Linked DNA regions of Homo sapiens: region 1 is linked to region 2. Evidence: chromatin contacts called from ENCODE Hi-C or POLR2A ChIA-PET data. All regions are on one chromosome and are shown on one strand. Each heading gives the region's core, a stretch centred on a gene start or an enhancer-like site at or near the end of the contact. The rest is flanking DNA. Distances are from core to core; before and after follow the strand shown.

The links. Hi-C counts contacts between places; a loop is a spot of excess contacts on that map. ChIA-PET counts read pairs that join two places held with the same protein, here RNA polymerase II (POLR2A). Pooled maps may share reads with other maps.
Region 1: a loop to region 2 is called in a map of IMR-90, with 3 times the contacts of the local background. The contact joins two enhancer-like sites. A Hi-C loop is called at or near these places in 4 of 168 maps with a recorded cell type or tissue (IMR-90, breast epithelium, gastrocnemius medialis and 1 more) and 2 of 50 pooled maps. POLR2A ChIA-PET finds 5 or more read pairs at or near these places in 2 of 52 experiments (HEK293 and MCF 10A).

What each region holds. Positions count from the first base shown.
Region 1 is chr9:71,981,933-71,986,092 of GRCh38, reverse strand. It overlaps a transcript of C9orf85 not described here. Among named protein-coding and RNA genes, the nearest start is that of C9orf85, 72 kb to the right of the region's middle. Within about 2 kb of position 1,528, at least 5 of the 41 ENCODE cell types and tissues checked have a DNase peak (open chromatin) inside an H3K27ac peak, as active enhancers do.
Region 2 is chr9:71,943,659-71,948,215 of GRCh38, reverse strand. It overlaps C9orf85 (chromosome 9 open reading frame 85), which reads right to left. Exons shown (of 4, transcript NM_182505.5): 2 at 1,104-1,210. Among named protein-coding and RNA genes, the nearest start is that of C9orf85, 34 kb to the right of the region's middle. Within about 2 kb of position 3,300, at least 4 of the 41 ENCODE cell types and tissues checked have a DNase peak (open chromatin) inside an H3K27ac peak, as active enhancers do.

The DNA.
Region 1 (4,160 bases), core at 279-2,778, 40 kb before region 2:
ATTCAGCCATGTTATAATGCACATCACTAGTTTATTTCTTTTTATTGCTAAAGAGTATTTTATTGTAAATATATATCACAATTCTTTATTCTTTCTGTCACTTATGGGCATTTAATTTCTTTGAATAAATTTAACAAGTTGCAAATGAATATTTAGCAAATTGCACTCAGATTAAAATAACAAAATAATCTCTTATCAGAAGCTAAGAAATACATTTTCCTCCTCCTCATCCATATCCAAAGACGGTTCTGAAAATGCCTTTTCTTCTCTATTATAGCAACACCTAGTGGCTTGAGAAGGCCAGGTCTAGAGGTATGCATTTACGGCTGGGAAACACTGACCTTTAGCTTTGAAGACCTCAGGTAGCACCTAGGCGTCGGCTATAACCGCATAACAATGGTCCCCATCTGAAACCATTTAAGTCAGAATCTTTGGAGGAAGAGGCCAGGATTGGTAGGTTATAAAAGTTGCCCAGATGATTTTAATGTGCAGCCAAGGCTAAGAGCTACTTATCTAGACCAGTGGTTTGCAAACTTTTGTCAAATAATCAGAATCGCGTTTCAAACACAGATTGCTGGGCCCCGCCCACAGAGTATGTTTCAGTAGGTCTAGGGCAGAGCCCAAGAATTTGCATTTCTAACAAGTTTCCCAGGTAATATTGATGCTGCTAGTCCAGAAACCACATGATAAGAACCACCGATCTAGACTAAGTCTGTTATTTAACGCAAGAAAAAAACTGCAGGCCAGACAGTTGAAGCAATTTGCTGGAGTCATGGAGTCAGATAGTGACAAAGTTGTAACTAGAACAAAGGCCTCACAATTACTTTCCTCTCATCAGATATATCTAAGCTTGGATACTGCTGAATGTTATGCCATTTGAAGCTATGTAAAGAGATCACTCCCCCGCAATAAAAATGTAAAACAAATAGATGTTTGGAGAGGTGGGTGAGGTAACTCTTTTCCATAAACGTATTTGCAAAAACGTAAACATCCTGAGAAAGCGGAAGCAGAACACATACACGAGGACCAGTACTTGATGAGGACAAGAGAGATGGGAAACAGGCTGTGGAATTCCTTTCGGCACCCTGAATGTTAACCCCTGCTCAGGAAAGGGTGCATCTGTCTTCATCATGCCTCTCTCTCCTCCCCTCCTCCAGCCACCTCCCAAAGGCAGAGCTGCCGCAACCTGCCTGGCCCATGTGGTGGCAAGTCACCCAGTCAGGAGACACCCTGGCCAGTAGTTTATCTCTTTCTTCCACATCTCTCCTATAACACAAGATTTACTGTGTTGGTGTATTTTCCCATGACTCCTAAATCTCACTCACACTTGCCCCTTACAATAAGATTTTCCCAAATATGGCTGGCTTGTCTCCAACAGTTGTGGCCCACATCTGCCAGTTAGACAGCCCTGTGCCTGAGTCTGTAGCGCAACAGCTGTGGGGCTGGGTGTGAGCCTGTCCTCCTAGCTATGCTAAGCATGCTGTAATGACACACTACCCTGGCAGCTTGGACCTTTGCCTGCTGAGCCATTTTGGCCTGCCTTAGTGGCTCCCTGAACTGTATCAGGGTGTCACATGGCAGGAGAGCTTTGCCCGTGGAGCTGGGGAATCTGTATTTTAAATACATGTTACAGGTGATTCTAAAGTACACTTCTGGGAAGTGTGGACATTTTCAGCTCAGGATTTAAGAAGGAGCAGATTTATTCTACCAATGGGAACAGAGAAGAGAGAAAGGAAACTGCATCAACCAGAGATTGCAGGTGCAGAGCATTCTCATGTAAGATATTTAAAAAACTGTTTTCTGCAGAAAAAAACTGATGAAGATTAATTTTTGAATAAGGACATATGCAAAGACTTAAGGACTGTCTGCTATGGAATAAAAGGCAGCCAGTCTAGTGGTGGACAAGAGCAACTTGAGGGGGAAGAAACCCCAAACAGAACAAAACAAAGAGGGTCTAGAATATACCAAAACGATCTCTGCAACTACAGTGGTTACATCAACAGTTTCTTAGGAAAAATCGGGCTAATACCAAAATTCACATTTTGGCTTTGATGGTTTGCTGTATAAACAGTTTTCATCATTAAAGGAAGGTCCAGTTATTCTTTTTTTCTTTCACAAAGTCCCTGATTGAATCACCTCCTCCTTCCAGCATGTTTGTTTATTTACATACATACAGAGACACAAGTACATACATACATATATCCTATTACTGGCATCTCACTTTGACTTAAAGATGATGAAAGCCATTTCAGTCACTATCTCAGGGGATGCCACTTCCCTTACCTCCCCTGTCACGTTGGACATACCCACAATAGACCCAATACAGAAGAAAACAAAAATTCTTAGAAGTTCATACTGACTTACCTACTGAAGCAATGTACCAGATTACGTGTTCTTTACATGCCTTCCAATTCTAAAAATCTATAAGAAATCACAACTGCACACACAACAGGTGCTCTACAGTTTTGTAAATGATGCAGTATGTGCCCAGGCGTGGCAGCAGATAGACTTTCAGGCTTCAGGAGTCCAAACCTCTGTCAATACCAGGATTATTATCCACACCGTTAGTTTCTTAATGTGAAGGATATCTCAAAATTGATGTATAACACATTACAGACAGCGAGAAAATATTTCCAAATTATATCTGATAAAGGACTTGTATCTAGAATATATATAAAAGACTCATAACTCAATGGTAAGAAAACAACCCAATTTTTAAAATGGGCAACACATCTGAATAGACATTTCACCAGTGAAGATATAGGATTGGCTAATAAACACATGAAAAGATGTTCAGTCGGCTGGGTGCAGTGGCTCATGCCTGTAAGCCCAGCACTTTGGGAGGCCTAGGGGGGCGGATCACAAGGTCAGTAGATGGAGACCATCCTGGCCAACATTGTGAAAACCTGTTTCTACTAAAAATACAAAAATTAGCTGGGCATGGTGGTGTGTGCCTGTAATCCCAGCTACTCGGGAGGCTGAGGCAGGAGAATCACTTGAACCTAGGAGGCAGAGGTTGCATTGAGCTGAAATGGTGCCACTGCACTCCAGCCCGGGCTATAGAGCAAGACTCCATCTCAAAAAACAAGGAAAAAAAAAAAGAAAAGAAAAGAAAAGATGCTCAGTCAACATCATGAGTCATTAGAAATATACAAATTAGGCCAGGCATGATGGCTCACACCTGTAATTCCAGCACTTTGGGAGGTTGAGGCAGGCAGATCATGAGGTCAGGAGTTCGAGACCGGCCTGGCCAACATAGTGAAACCCCATCTCTACTAAAAATACAAAGATTAGCTGGGCATGGTGGTGTGCGCCTGTAGTCCCAGCTACTCGAGAGGCTGAGGCAGGAGAATCACTTGAACAAGGGAGGCGGAGGTTGTGGTGAGCCAAGATCCTGCCACTGCACTCCAGCCTGGGCAACAGAGGGAGACTCCATCTGAAAAAAAAAAAAAAAAAAAAAGAAATATACAAATTAAAACCACAGTGAGACTTCACACACACTAGAATGACAATAAATCAAAATGCACTGACAATTACAAGTGTTGGCGAGGATCTTGAGCCTCCTCAGTGTGGAGTCCTCACAAAGCTCTAGGATTGTAAAAGGGTGCAGCTATTACCACAAGTTTGGTGGTTCCTTAAAAACTAAATATGAATTTACCACACAATCCAGCAATCTAATCTCCCTCTTAGGTATATATATCCACGAAAAATGAAAACATATGTCCACACAAAGAGTTTGCATGCAAGTGTTCACAACAGTATCATTCATAATAGCCCAAAGTGGAAACAATCCAAATTTGAAGGGGTAAACAAAATTAGTATGTCCATACAATGGAATGCTATTCAGAAAAAAAAAAAATGATGAACTATCGGTACATGTTTTAACATGGCTCTACCTCAAAAATGTCATGTAAGGTGAATGGAGCTAGACTCAAAGACTACATATTTTATGATGTCATTTATATGAAAGGTTCATAAAAGGCAATTTTATGGACACACAAAAGATTAAGTTGCTTGGGGCTGGGGAGTGGGAATGGGGAGTGGCTACAAATGAGCATGAGGGATCATTTTGGGATGATGGAAATGTTCTAAAACTGGATTGTGGTGATAAATGCACAATGCTTGTCTATTTACCAAATCGTTAAATTATACACTTAAAA
Region 2 (4,557 bases), core at 2,051-4,550:
TTCAAAGATGATGAAACTATTGAATAGTCAGAAAAATAAGGCAACAGAGAGCAAATATAGTCTAAATAGCTACTATATAGATTACCAAATTAAATCTTATAATGTAAAAGGAACAATGCTAATTTTTATTTAAGATAATCACTTTTCTCTTTCATGCAGCAATTACTCTCCAATATTGTCCTTACACAGCTGAGCTGAAGGATGTCAGGGAGCTGTAGAGGATGCACAGAAGGCTGATATAAGAGAACCCCAGAATTACACAAGAGTTAAGTCTGGGCGCGGTGGTTCATGCCTGTAATCCCAGCACTTTGGGAGGCCTAGGCGGGCAGATCACCTGAGGTCAGGAGTTTGAGGCCAGCCTGGCCAACATGGCAAAACCCCGTCTCTACTAAAAATACAAAAAAATTAGCCAGGCATGGTGGTGGGCGCCTGTAATGCCAGTTACTTGGGAGGCCGAGGCAGGAGAATCGCTTAAACCTGGGAGGCAGAGGTTGCAGTGAGCTGAAATTGCATCAGTGCACTCCAGGCTGGGTGACAAGAGCAAAACTCCATCTCAAAAAAGAAAGAAAGAAAAAAAAAAAAGGATTTAGGGATGGCAGGATCAGAAACAAAATCTAGTATCTTTTCATTTAGACCTCTATTCCCAAAGAAATAATAAGTTATCAATCTAGTGATTCACTTCTAATATTTAACCTCAGCCATTTCTGTAATCTTCATGAGTTGAATTAAAAGGTCTAAAGGTCTGATCCGTTTTAAGAATTGATAATTTATGGTGCATAGTATTACCTTATCAGTGGAAGACAGAATTGTAGAAAACAAATACTCTCTTCTCAGCCCTAACCCACCTTTCATGAATAAAGTTCTATAAAAATGATGCATATTTATGAAAGAATGGGGCAGGAAATGATGAATTTAACTTTTTAAATCTGTCGGCCTTCACAAACCAAGATTCAGCACACAAGATGAAATTCTACAGGGGAGAATGGAATTTTTTCATCATTTACTTTAACATTTATTTGGACACAATTTTGAAAATCAGGAAATGAAATAATAAACTATGATACATATACCACCAAGTAAGGTAATGAAGAATCTTAACTCACCACTTTTTAGGTTTTGATAATGGTTTGTATTTGCTGTATTTTACACGCCACTCAAGAACTTCTTTACAGCGCTGACATACTCCATCATGAAGTTTTGCATTAATTTTCTTAAAAACAAACAGAAAGACAAATTGAGAATTTCACGCGTGAGCCAGCATTGCAAATCCCATAAAAGAGTGTATGAGATGTAAGTTTTAAAATATAACTGAACCTTAATCTGCATAACAATTTATGATATATTATGTATTTTTATGTATATTACTCAATTTGTTATTTTTTCTTACAAAGGCAATCGTTCTTTTTTTTTTGTTTTTTTTTTGAGACAGAGTCTCACTCTGTCGCCCAGGCTGGAATGCAGTGGCACAATTTTGGCTCACTGCAACCTCCACCTCCTGGGGCTCAAGCAATACTCCTGCCTCAGCCTCCTGAGTAGCTGGGATTACAGGCGCGTGCCACCATGCCCAGCTAATTTTTTGTATTTTAGTAGAGACAGGGTTTCACCATGTTGCCCAGGGTGGTTTTGAACTCCTGAGCTCATGATTCACCCGCCTCGGCCTCACAAAGTGCTGGGATTACAGGCATGAGCCACTGGGGCCTGGCCCTCATCTAGAAAATTTTTAACCTTCCCATTGATTCTGATGTATATATGTGTCAAAACTCAAAACTGCACAGTTAAGATATGTGTATTTCATAGTATGTAAGTTATATCTCAATAAAAACATAATAATAGAAAAGAAAACCTTGCTCATATTTGAAGACTATCATTTCAACAATTCAAATCCTCCCCGTGAGTTGGAATTAAACTGAGAAATTGGGCTGTCCTGAATTGTCAGTTTGTTGAAGAGAACAGAGACTGAAATTTGAGGAAGGGGTGCCAGGGAGAAGCAGCTGGAAGCAAAAAGGCATTTCATTTTTCAGTTTTATGCTTTTGAATTCTCATGTTAAAAAAGTTTTAGAAAAGTTCCCCCTACTAACTTGGTTTCTTCAAACTTAAATAATATGTATTTGTATGTAAATATCTGTAGTGGAGAAAGGGCTTTATAAGGAAAAGTTTTTTATTGTAATTTTCTTTTCAAAATGTGTTGGGAAAGAAGGAAGATAGGAAAAATTTAAATGTGTCATGTATTTTCTCTAATAGTTTTATATTTTTGTAACATACTCATTTGATTCAGGACACAGACTATATATTTTCACTGAGTACTCTGAGAATTCTCTAGTTTGCTTTGGCTGTGAAAGCTTGGTCTTTGCCTATTGTTGGAATAATGAGCAGAAGACATTTAAAATTTTCTTTGCTTCTTTTGTTTTCTTTTAAAATTTCTCAAGGGGAGAAAGAAATGCACCACAAGTATGCAGATTCTTTGGGAGGCTATTAGATATTAAGTTAAAAGCACAATGTTTACATCAGATCATCTGAAAGAAACAATTTTTGAACAGCGCTTGATATTCTTGAAAGTTCTAAACAAAAAGATAAAATATTTGATAAAACATTTATTCAATGAGAAAATATTTTAGAAATATTGTGAAAAACCATAAATTAAGCTGTGAATATATTTCATTTTATTTAATTTTTCTCTTTCTTCAAGGAATCTTCACCATCAGGAAGTGTGAATATATTATGTTTAACTTTGTGATGAGAAATACATTCTGTTACTTACAAATTGTGTATGGGTGCATTCCTTCCTTCTGGACATAGATGGAGAGTCCCAGTTCTGCATGCTACTATATCCCCTGCTTACTCTAGGCCCCTAACTGTTGCCAGAAAGAAGGAAATCTGTGCCTACACACCAAACTCTTCGTCCTCTCAACCTTTGTACTTATTAATAGTTATCATGGACAAAGCTAGCTAAGAAATGCAGAAGCAAAGTTCACATTCATCATTTGTCTTCTCTGTCGTCTAGAACATCTTACTAAGCATTACTTATATTTCCTTAACTGAATGACTTTGAACTATGACTTCAATATGAATGTGATATTAACTTCCTAATTGGAACATTCTTAGAACACAGACATTTCACTACCTGCAATTTTATTGTATATAACACATTCTGCTTGTTAACTAGGAAGCATTCTTTGGTTCCTTGTTTGTTTCTGTATCCAATTTCTGACCAGTTCATCTTGATTTACAAAGCTGTGCAGAGTTTGGAAACTGGTTTCTTTAGGGTGGATCAACAGTAGAACAAAACAGGTCTTTGTGGGAACTTGTCCTGTGAGTGATGTGTGAAGCAGTATAAATAGATATGTTGTACAGGGTTCATATGACTAACAGGCACTACTATCAAATTAAACTTGATTTTTATGTGTTAAGAAATTAATGAGAGTAAGAATGAGAAAGAATAGTACTTTTCACTTAAAAATAGGTGCAGAAGAAAGAAAAGTATATACCTGTTTTACCATTCTTTGGCAAAACAGAAGTGAATTCCAGAGATGTGAGCAAAGAAAGTTAATCCTAGTTCTAGGAATCCTTCTGCCTGGGGGGAAGGAAATGACAATCTAACCTTATTCACATTTATATTTACAATTAACCCTATTTTGGCAATTACTTTTAGTGTATCCCTCATGGTAGAAGATCATAGGTAATTAAGGTTAAAACTTAAGTCTGTCCAAATATAAAATCAAAAGTTTTATAAATACAAAAGCCTATAAAGGTCATTTAGTTCGTTCAACAAGCTACTTTCCAGATTTGTGAAGAAAAAAAAAATCTTCAGTGGAAGAGTCCACTGAACTTAGGAATCAGTGAAAGAAGAAACCCTTACTTATCAAATGAATACTTTTCAAAGTTAGAATAAACTTAAGGAACATCAAAAAACATGCCTACTTAATATATACATAACGTCTTAAAAATGTCTTAGCCATCATTCCTACAACTTTTTTTTTTTTTTGAGACAGAGTCTCACTCTGTTGCCCAGACTGGTGTGCAGTGGGGCAATCTTAGCTCACTGCAACCTCTGCCTCCTGGGTTCATGCAATCCTCCTGTCTCGGCCTCCTGAGCAGCTGGGATTACAGGCGTGCACCAGCATGCCAGCTAATTTTTGTATTTTTAGTAGAGATGGGGTTTCGCCATTTGGCCAGGCTGGTCTCGAACTCCTGGCCTCAAGTGATCCACTTGCCTTGGCCTCCCAAAGTGCTGGGATTATAGGCGTGAGCCACCGCACCCGGCCTATACAACATATATTTTAGAGTCAGTGTTGTTATTGCTGCTTTAAGCATTCTATTTGTTGTCAAACAATATATCTTTAACACAGTAATGCCATACAGAAGTTGGGTGAGAAAGGGCCGGGTGCGGTGGCTCACACCTGTAATCCCAGCACTTTGGGAGGCCGAGGCAGGCAGATCACCTGAGATTGGGAGTTCAAGAACAGCCTGACCAACATGGAGAAACCCCGTCTCTACTAAAAGTACAAAATTAGCCGGGGTGCTGGCGCATGCCTGTAATCCTAGCTACGCTGGAGGCTG